Linked DNA regions of Homo sapiens: region 2 is linked to region 1. Evidence: chromatin loops called from intact Hi-C (ENCODE). Cell type or tissue: GM12878. All regions are shown on one strand. Links, peaks and the distances in the headings refer to the core of each region. The heading gives the core; the rest is flanking DNA.

Region 1 (6,170 bases), core at 117-2,616:
GTGAGTCGTGCAATCGTAGGCAGACTGCAGGAGGCAAGGCACAGGCGGCGCCACAGCTACCTGGACTTGCTCTTCTAGACCAGACAGAACACAAAGAAAGAGCGCTGGAGCCGAGAGTCAGGGCATCTGGGGACACTGGCCAACAGTGAGATTCTCCGTCAGCCTGCAGAGTGTGGGAGAGCCAGAAAAGGGGACGGAATTCTGAGAGATTTTACTGTGGGTTTTAATTTATATCATGTTGGTGCTCTTTGATAGATGCCAGTGAAGAGCACAATCCTGTTTAATGTCTTTCGGCACCTGGAATTTGGTCTCAGAACAGGGCTCGATGGAGAGGTTGGCCTTCAGGAGGCCCTGGTGCAGGCGGGTCACACGTGCAGCCCCCCTCGCCCCACCACTGCCTCGTAAAGGGCAGCATGTGTTACGGTGCTGGTTTTCTAAGCTCACTGCGCTCCAGACCCTGTGAGGAATGCCTTGGTGTTTTAGAACGTCTCCCTGCCCACCCTGGATCGCCCCACTGCCTCTCTCCACTAACCGTATTTCAAACAGTGTGTGAAAAAAGCAGCTTTAGCTGGTCAGCACCTTGTCTGGGCCTCCTGGGCTCTATTCCAAGACAACAGATTGTCCTGCCCCCAATCAAGGCCTCAGCCCCCAGGCTCCAGAGAACAGTACAGCCCTAGGAGGGACCCACAGACTCTCAGGTCCTGCTAGTATTGGCTCCGGGAGGCTAAGTAATATGTTGACACATACAGATGCTGTTTTTTAATCTTACTATATTCATAGTAATTGTGTCATTTTCCATCTTTTCAATTCATACATACTCTCACACAATTACCACCATGAAATGACGGGCCTTAACATTTTTCTAATGTGAGAAACAAGTTTTGAAGACACTGATGAACACTGGCAGCCCCGGCCAGAGCCTCCCTGAGGGCAGGGCCAGTGCCAGGCAGGGCAGCAGCGCAGTTTCGCCAGGAGTTGTCTGGTGTAAAGCACAGGCTGGGAGTGCGGGTCTGAGGGAGGGACACAGACATGACCTCCACACACTCCCTGGCACATCCTCGAGGCCGGAGCTTCACACTGCCTTCAGCTCAGCCACCAGGGACACTGCAGCTGGACACAGCTGCCCTGCCTCCCAGGACACCCATCTCCTCTTCAGAACAACATGAGACATAAAAATAAGGCTGTACAGAACTTACACACCATGAAAAAATGAGAAGCCTATTTCTTTTTTCAGATCAGAAGAGCAACGTGAGCAACGGTCCTATCAGAAATACAACAAATATAAAAGCAGCAGTCGAGAATGGTGAGGGACCACAAACCCCTGGGGACTTGGTCCAGGCCAGCTCTGAGCACCACCAGGCACCCAGACTAGCACACAAGTAAGGGGTGCTCAATAAACACCTGCTGGGAGGTTCCTACACACTCTAGGATGTCACTCTAAGATGAGACAACCCTGATGCAAAAGGAAGGTAAGGTTCTTTGCTAAGCACTTCAAAGCAGAATCATCTTAAATTGGCAAAAAAGCAACCCATATAAAACTGGTTCTCAAGCTCCATCCAGCCCGGTGTCAGCCTTCGGACCTAGAACAAAAGCACCACCTTGTGGTTAGAAGTGTAAATGCAGGCTTAAACCTGCATGCAGAAAACCACAAGGTATAGTAGTAATATTAATAAATTCTCTGCAATCGGTAAAGTTCCTGGTAGAAGACCACATTCCTACTCATGTCAGAGATTGTTTTTTAAATGTTTCCACAACACTGCTCTGTAATACGATTGAGATAGCATGGGAAAACAAACACACACTCATGGCTGAATTTCATTCAAAATCTCCATGTTGATAAAAAGACATTAAACCTAAGGAGTTGACTATTTTGAAGGATATGACACAAAAATGTGAAACTTATCCCCAATCAGAATGTCAGCTCTACGAGAGGCAGAAACTGGTTGGTTGGTTGGTTAGTTCACTGCAGTACTGCGCCAGGCGCTTTGGTTTACGGTAAAACAACAATTCCCAAACTTTTCATTCTCAAGACCACGTCACACTCTAAACACACTGAGTACCCCAAAGGGATTTTGTCCACGAGTTGCCAGAATGGCACCAAGTTAGTGTTACCATGTCAAAACCTCCTGTACAAATAAAATAAACCTACTACGTGCTAACATAAAATTTACTTTATGAAAATGCCACCGAGTTAGTGTTACTATGTCAAAACCTCCTGTACAAATAACAATAAACCTACTACATGTTAACATAAAATACTTTATGAAAATGGCATCAAGTTAGTTTTACCATTTGTCAAAACCTCCTGTACAAATAACAATAAACCTACTACGCGTTAACATAAAACACTTTATGAAAATGAAGTATTCTTTTAAAAAAAGAAACAAAAGTGATACGGTTTTACATTTGTGCACCTATCTTTTCCAGTCAGCAGAGCCAGATGCTCACACCGCCTGCTGCACGCCCTCTATGGCACTATCACACATCTCGTGCCTGACACTCAGCACAGAATGAGAGCGAAAGGTAAATAATGCTTCACATCTGTATGTAGCCGGAGCCCTGGAAGAATCCTGGGGTCTCTGCACTGTCATGTCTGCTGGACAGGAAGTGCTGGGGGAGCTTCACTGAGTGCAGGGAGAAGGGGCGCAGCACGAACACAAGGACTAAGGGGCCACGGCCTCTCCACAGCCACATGTCGGGGCAAGGCCTGGACCACAGCACTGCAGGGTTGGGGTCCTTATTTCATCAGGATTCCAAGTATAGGATTCAGGCCCAGGCACAGTGGCTGATGCCTGTGATCCCAGCACTTTGGAAGGCCAAGGCTGGTGGAAAGCTTGAGCTCAGGGATTCAAGCTCAGCCTGGGCAACACGGCAAAACCCCATCTCTACAAAACATACCCAAAAAATTAGCTGGGCATGGTGGCACACGCCTGTAGTCCAAGCTACCTGAGAGGCTGTGGTGGGAGAATAGCTTGAGCCCGAGAGGCAGAGGTTGCAATGAGCCAAGGTCACACAACTGCACCCCAGCCTGGAAGACAGAGCGAAACTCTGTCTCGAAAAAAAAAAAAAAAAAAAAAGAAAGAAAAGGATCCAACTCTTCGGGTCTTTGGGTCGCTTTGTTTTGACAGGGCATTATCTAACTTCAGGGTCATCTTCCCTTCAGGTTTTTACTATATGTTTTCTTAAGTGATAAGCGTTAATCATATGAATTGTTACATATAAATGAGGGTTTCCATTAATTTTTTCTTACTGTAAAGCTAATACATGCTCTCTGTAAAAAAACTTTATTATATTCCAAAACATACAAAATCACTGGCAATCCCACAATTCAGAAATAACCAAGTTAACTTTTTGTATATTTCCTTCTGCTTTTTTCTTACACTGAATGAAAAAAAATTAAGAATTTCCGCTCACTTATTAGCTATAAAAGGGTTAACAGAATAATTATACGGGAAAACAGTTAACTATAGGCAAGACACCCTCACTAATCTGTAAGTCAAGCACACGGTGGCCCTGGAAGGGTTCAGAGTTCTGACACAGCTCACGGCCCGGGACAGCCCTCTGTTACATTCAACCACGTGCACAGCGGCTTACCCTGGAACAAGAGTCACACAACAGTGGACGATGACAAAGCCAAGCCAAGACCCACAGGCCAGAGGGTGTGGCCACAGGAGGTAGGGCAGCAAGAAAGAGAAAAGGTAGCCTGCACTCCGAGAAAGCCCTCCCAGAAGGAAGACGGCGGCAAAGGCGAGCGGACAGAGAATGGAAAGGCAGCTCTGGCTTCTCCTTCCCCTGGACACAGCCCCCAGGAGAGCGCTAAGCCCCGCTAGACCCCAGGGAGGCTACACGAGGAAGACGCGCAGACAGGCCCGTAGGAACTGGAGCCAGGAGGGGCAGGGCCTCAGTGAGGACTAACTGGTTCCCTGGGCTGATATGCTGCAGACCTGCCCCCAGAAGGACAGGTGGCCAGGGAAACCAGTCAGAAGAGAGAGGCGCAGATGGGAGACTGAGGAAGTCAGAAGGCAGAAGCACCTGCAAGAAGGGCAAAGAGGAGGGAGGCAGATGGGAAGCCATGAAGGGAGCAGGAAACGGAGCTCGCACGTGGGCACAGGACACCAGAGTCCAGAGGCTGAGCTGCACCCAGCACCGGGGGGAGGGGGCAGGATAGCAAGGCCCAAGGACTAAGTGAGGACACTACCGGGTCAGGGCAGGAGAGGGGACTAGCCAAGGGAGGAAGGCTACCGACAGAAACCTTAACCAGGATGGTTTTGTTGCCCTGGGGGTGGAGGTGCAAGGTCTGACTAAGGATCTAAGGGAGAATGAGGGAGGATGCACACACCATGAAAAAAACACAAATCTTTGGAGGAGTTTGGCGCAAAGAAGGGCAAAGAACTGACGTGAAGCTGGTGGGAAGCAGGATCAAGAAAAGCTTTTTTCAGCCCAGGCGCGGTGGCTCACGCCTGTAATCCCAGCACTTTGGGAGGCTGAGGCAGGCGGATCACTTGAGGCCAAGAGTTAGACACCAGCCTGGCCAACAAGGTGAAACCTCATCTCTACTAAAAATACAAAAACATTAGCTGGGCGTGATGGCACACACCTGTAAACCCAGCTGAGGCTGTGTGGGGAGGCTGAGGCAGAACAATTGCTTGAACCCGGGCGGCAGAGGTTGCAGAGAGCCGAGATTACGCCATTGCACTCCACCCTGGGCGACAGAGCAAGACTCCGTCTCCAAAAAAATCTTTTTGGCCCAGGCATCATGGCTCACACCTGTAATATCAGCGCTTTGAGAGGCCCAGATGGGAGGATCACTTAAGGCCAAGAGTTCAAGAACAGCCTGGACAACATAAGGAGATTAATTTTTTTTTAAAAAAAGAGAAAAAACAAAAGCAAAGCTTTTTTTTACATAGGGACACAAGTCTGTGTACTAAAGGCAATGAATGCTCCGAAGAGAGCAAAAAGTGAAGGTGGGGGAGGGGCCAGGGAAGAGCTGCTGGAGCGGCTGCGCCCTGGGTAGACAGTGGGTGGAGTCGGTGAGTGCACGTGCTGTGCGGGGCGTCTTGGGAGGAGTCGAGTGCACGTGCTGTGCGGGGCGTCTTGGGAGGAGTCCAGTGCACGTGCTGTGGGGGGCGTCTTGGGTGGAGGTGAGTGCACGTGCTGTGGGCGGCGTCTTGGGTGCAGTCGTGGAGTGCACGTGCTGTGGGGGGCGTCTTGGGTGGAGTCCAGTGCACGTGCTGTGGGAGCGTCTTGGGTGGTGTGGGGTCCACGTGCTGTGGGGGCGTCTTTCCAGGGGTCCTCAGTCTGCTCTTTAAGCAGGAGACCAGCACCCAGCAAGCAGTAAGCACTGGGCGAGAAGGGTGCAGGGTGCGAGAGGGAAGACGAGACATGAAGGATACATCAAGAACCTACTTCTAGGCCGGGAACAGTGGCTCACGCCTGTAATCTCAGCACTTTGAGAGGCCTAGGCAGGCGGATCACCTGAGATCAGGAGTTCAAGACGATCTTGCCCAACATGGTGAAACCCCGTCTGTACTAAAAATAGAAAAATTAGCGGGGGTCAGTGGCGCACGCACGTGGTCCCAGCTAATCTGGAGGCTGAGGCACAAGAATGGCGAGAACCTGGGAGGCGGAGCTTGCAGTGAGCTGAGATTGCGCCACTGCACTCCAGCCTGGGGGACAGAGCGAGACTCCGTCTCCAAAAAAAGAAAACAACTTGGCATTTACTCCAGTACTTAAAACAGACAGTCACCATATGAACCAGTTATCCCATTCCCGGGATAGCCGAAGAAATGAAAACCCAGGTCCACACAAAAACTCGTACATGAATGTTCATGGCAGCACTGTCCATTAACAGCAAAAAAAAAAAAGAAAACACTAAGTTAAGTGAAAGAAGTCAGGCACGAAAGACAACAGAGAACAGGCAAATCGACAGGGAAGGAAAGCAGATGAGTGGTTGCCAGGGACTGGGTTGGGGGAGTGGGGGACACGGGAAGGAACTGCTAATGGTATAAGGTTTCTTTTCAGGATGATACAAATGTTCTGGATTTCTGGTGCTCTGTCCACAAATATACTCAAGTTTCAGTACTAGTAGTTCTGGTATATAGTAAGTCATTAATATGTGATGGTTGGTGAATAGATGGATGTGGACAGGTGAATGGATGAGTAGGTGGGTA
Region 2 (4,639 bases), core at 403-2,902, 350 kb before region 1:
CAACAATTCCCCCTTAAGCCCTCCCTTCTTAAATAACGGCTGGCATTCACGGAGCACAAACACTCTGCCAAGCCTTTTACGGAGCATACACGCCCTGCCAAGCCTTTTACAGGTCAACCCTGCAAGGCAGGATTGTCACCACCCCACGTGAACGGCATGCAGAGACCCCAGCCCCGACGGCTCTGGACATGGCAGCGTGGCCGGGGCTGCAGCCTCCGCCGTGGACCCCATGGCCGCAGCCACCGCTGGGGCCCGCGCCGCCCCGGCCAACCCTTCCCTCCCTGACCCCGCCCAGCCGCGGACTCACCGGGGCTGGTGGTTCCGGAGCTCCTTTTCCTTGTCGGCTTCCACTATCTCAGCCTCCTTCTCCGTGGCCTCCTTCTCCGTGGTCTCCTTCTCCACAGCCTCGTGAGCAGGCTGCGCCTTGTGCCGGGCCCGGTGCCGCCGCGCCGGCTCCTCCCCGCTCTCCGCCTCCCGGGGCCCCGCTCGGGGGCCGCCGCGGTGCCGCGCGCGCCGCTCGCCCTTGGCGCCGGCGCACTCCTTGCTCGGATCCTGGTGCCGGTGCGCGCGGTGGCGTCGGGGCTCCCGCTCGGCCGCCTCCTCCGGGGAGCCGCGCCGGTGGTGCCGCCGGCCGCCCTCGGGGCCTGGGCCTCGGCCGCGCTCGCTCCGCGCCTCCGGGGGCCCCGCGGCCTCCTTGCTGTGGCTGCGGTGCGGCCGCGGCCGCTCCTCCCGGGCACCGGGCTCCCCGCTCTCCGCCTTCGGGGCCTCTGCTCGGTCCTGGTCCCCCGCCGCGGGGGTCTTGTCCTTGTCGCGGTGCCGGTGGTGCCTGCGCGGAGGGTCGACGCCCTCGGGGGCCTCCGCAGCCTCAGGTCGGGCTTTGCCTCCCACGGGCCCCCGCGCGCCGTCGCGGCCCAGCTCCACCACCAGCGGCCGGTCCAGGTGCGTCTTCATGTCGGGCCGCAGGTGGCGCGTAGTGGCGAAGCGCAGCCGCTCCTCGGGGTCCATCTCGCTGTACAGCGCCTCGCAGCTGGCCCGCAGGTTCTGCAGCCGTAGCTGGCTGGCCCGCTGCTCCCACACCGAGCGCGCCTTGGCCGAGTTCTGCTGCCTGCTGCGGGGAGACTGGCGGTGAGCGCGGCCCCGTCTGCCGCCCGCCCGCCGCTCTCCAGGGAGGCCACAATGCACACACAGCAATGGAGTAATGGCGCAGGGAGGTGGGAGGCGTGGCCGCGGGAGCCCCCACACCCCTCGGGGGACGCGGATCAGGTGGGGAACGCCCAAGGGAACCGAATTCAGCCCCGCCGCCCCCCCCCCCCACGGTGTCCCACAGGACCCGCAAGGTGAAAGCACCAGCCTGTCAGGAGGACCCTGGGGGGCTCAAGGAGGCCGAGGGGTACAGGACAGTGGGAATGCACCAGACAGGCCAAGCAGGTGGGTGGGCGGCTGGCCAGGAAGGCCACCGCGGGAGGGAAGGGCATGTTACAAAGGGCAGGACGGATGGAGAGGCAGGAGCCAGGGAGGCCCTGTAGCCTCCCTGGGAGCTGGCCCCTGCTGCAGCACCAGCACAGCTGCTACAGGAAGGGCGGGACACGCGGCCCCTTCTCCAGAGGCACTTCCCCATCGCTGCCTCCAGGAGGCAGGCCACCAGCCAGGTGAAAAGGCTGTTTGCCAGGGAACCCAGAGGGCAGTTGCTGTGGCAGAGCAGACAGCAGCCAAGGGAGCACCTGGCCCTTTCAGGAGCAAACGCAGAGCCTCTGCCAGTCCCCGAGGTGGTCAGCCGCAGCCCCGCAGCTGCCCCCTGGCTCAGTGACCAGGAGCCCAGAAGTCAGGTCTGAAGCTGGAAATGCCACCTCCCGTGGCCACCAATGCCCTCCTCTCTCTTGACTCCATGGAGAGCCCCTCCCTCTACTGGGAGCAGAGCCAGAACATGGTCCTCGGAGCCCTCCAGCACCAGGGATGGCCAGTGGTCCAGGCTCGGCCCTCACTGCATGGGCTACCGAAGGCCTTGACCCCTACTCCAATGTCATGGGCCCAAGCACCTCCTCTATTCACACATCACACATGGGGCTCCATAGCCCAGAGTGCACAGGAAGCCCTTTGCATTCTGGGCCTTCTGCTGAGTAAGACCACCTTTGGATAAGGTCTTATTATCCCAAAACTAAGCCCCACCATCGCCAGGGAGAAACCTCATCTGAGGCCAGAGGCCCGCCCTGGAGCCTCCAAGGCTGCTGGATGGCCTTGGCGGCAGCAGTGACTACACCAACAATGAGGGCCATGGCATCTGTGTCCTGCAACTGCCACGTGGTGCTCTGGGCGCAGTGCCCACTTCATCCAGTCCTTACAACCACCTCAAGAATCAGGTGCTACTCTTGTCCCCATTTCACAGATGAAGATACTGAGCCTAGAGAGAGGATGTTACTTGCTCAGGGTCCCACAGTGAGTCAGGATCAGACACAGGCAAGGGCAAAAAGGAAAAACATTTCTAAAGAAGACACGAGTCCTTGGCCAGACCCCAACTGCACTAACAACACAGGCTACAACCACGGCCTGCAGAGGCCCAGGCCGGCGGCCACCAGCTCCGGGGCCCTGAGCCGCTGAGCACCACTCTGACCTGCAAAGACAGAGCAGCCAGATGTGGGAAAGCCCAGTCCCTGCAGCCGGCCCACCCCAGGCAGGTGAACAATAAATCCTGCCCCTTTGTAGAAGTCCAGGCTGCAGTGGGAGCAATGTCCAGGGGCAGCACTTTGCACGAATGAAAGCGGAAGTGTGGTGTCTGTGTCTCACCTGGGAGCTTGGGTGGGGTGGGGGCAGGCAGGGCTACCTGTAGGGGCCGTCTGCAGACCCCCAGCCTCAGTTGAAGCCCCAGGCCCTGACCTGTATCCCTGATGCATTTAAACTGTGCTGCCCCTGCTCCCAGGGGTGCCCTACAACTGACCCACAGAAGACCCACCAACCCCAGCTGGGACCAAGACAAAAGGGCTCTACTGCCAACAGTGCTGAGTGGTGTAAAACAGAAGGCAGCCCCAGGGGCTTGCACCAGGCACAGGAGCCCTGTGAGGGCGGAGGCTGTTCACTGCCTCAAGCCTCCCAGTCCACTCCAGTGCCCGAGAGGGGCCTGGGCTCTGAGCCACTTGGTCAGCAGGGTGGCCCGCTCTGATGAAGCCGTGAATCTTGGGGACCAGCATTGCAGTTCCAAAAAGACAGGCAGTGAGGACCATGGGGAACATGCAGAGGCACAGGGTCTGTGTGAAGGTGGGGTGGGCTCCAGACCATATAGCTCTGCCCTCACCCTTGCATTCAGGTGTGGCTCCTTCTCGCCCAGGAAACACCTGGAGCAGGGAAAGGCCAGGCTGTCTGCTGGGCTGAGGGCGCTGTCAGGCTGGCAGGCTCCCCCGTGACCACCCAGGCAGAGCAACATGCTGAGCAGCCTACGCTAGGGCACCTGCCCGCCCCCCGCAGCCCCACTGGTTCCACCTGGCCTGTTCCTTCCGGGCCTATCTGCCACTGTCAGCCCTAACGTCACCAGAGACTGTCTGCATCTGCCCTCACTCGGCCAGCACCACCAAGTTCCTCTCTGGAGGTATCCCCTAGGTCTCTGAATCTGCGTGCCGGGCCTCTCTGCATGGTGTCTTAAGTCAGCCTGCACCTCCCCTGGCCCCTGTCTCTGTCCTTGCTCTATCTGGCACATATCCACACCAACTTAGAGTGAAGTGTGGCTGGTGATTAATCCAGGCAAAGTCCTGGTTTAAAAGGGTTCTTTAAGGAAGTCACATGGACGACTGGCACCCCTGTGTCCTGGCCTCAGCTGGTAGGCACAACCCAGCTGTTCCAGGGAGGAGGGCTCAGCCATGCTCAGCTGGGTGCTGTGGGGAACTACAGGACTTGGAAGTGGCCTCAAGGCGCTCTGTGGCCCTGCTTTGAGGTCTCTGGGCTCAGACAACCCGGAACTGCTGACAATATGAAGCAGCCCTGGTGTGACACCATGGATACCTGCCATCTGCATTTTTTTTTTTTTTTTTTTTTGGGAGACAGAGTCTCGCTGTGTCGCCCAGGCTGGAGTGCAGTGGTGTGATCACGGCTCACTGCAACCTCTGCCTCCCGGGTTCAAGCAATTCTCCTGCCTCAGCCTACCGAGTAGCTGGGACTACAGGCGCCCGCCACCACTCACGGCTAATTTTTTGTATTTAGTAGAGACAGGGTTTCACCATGTTGCCCAGGCTGGTCTCGAACTCCTGAGCTCAGGGAATCCGCCCACCTCAGCCTCCCAAAGTGCTAGATTACAGGTGTGAGCCAGCGCGCCCGGCCACCATCTGCATCTTACATCTTATTCCACCCCGCGGATGGATGCAGGATCCAGCATGCTTTCTTGCCCCAGGAGACATCAGTGCCTCTGACAGCCAGCAGCAAACAGTGCTCGTGGAAAGACTGAGCCCAGCTCCATGCTGGCTGCCAGCAAGGAAGCACTGGGCAGGGCGGGGGCGGCAGGGGCCTCACCACCACTAGGACAGGGACAGGACACCTGGCCACTTCCATCAGGGCAGGTGGCCTAACTGCACCTGGCCACTTCCATCAGGGCAGGTGGCCTAACTGCACCTGGCCACTTCCATCAGGGCAGGTGGCCTAACTGCACCTGGCCACTTCC

The links. Peaks named below come from ENCODE experiments on the same cell type or tissue, not always from the same donor. Only the 100,000 strongest peaks of a DNase experiment are listed, where the experiment ranks them.
Region 2: it touches region 1 in a loop (4-fold over the local background); 6 of 110 quality-filtered maps call a loop at or near these places.

Annotation. Positions count from the first base shown.
Region 1 is chr9:137,668,428-137,674,597 of GRCh38, reverse strand. All of the region lies in intron 1 of EHMT1 (euchromatic histone lysine methyltransferase 1), which reads right to left. Among named protein-coding and RNA genes, the nearest start is that of EHMT1, 53 kb to the right of the region's middle. RefSeq lists an enhancer at 1,052-1,161. In GM12878, for the core only: a CTCF peak has its summit at 1,599 (motif pointing left); a DNase peak (open chromatin) is centred at 1,447; H3K27ac peaks cover 1,021 bases.
Region 2 is chr9:138,019,480-138,024,118 of GRCh38, reverse strand. CACNA1B (calcium voltage-gated channel subunit alpha1 B) reads right to left here. Exons shown (of 47, transcript NM_000718.4): 19 at 308-1,108. Among named protein-coding and RNA genes, the nearest start is that of CACNA1B-AS1, 75 kb to the right of the region's middle. In GM12878, for the core only: a CTCF peak has its summit at 1,610 (motif pointing right); no DNase peak of the experiment used is centred there; H3K27me3 peaks cover 510 bases.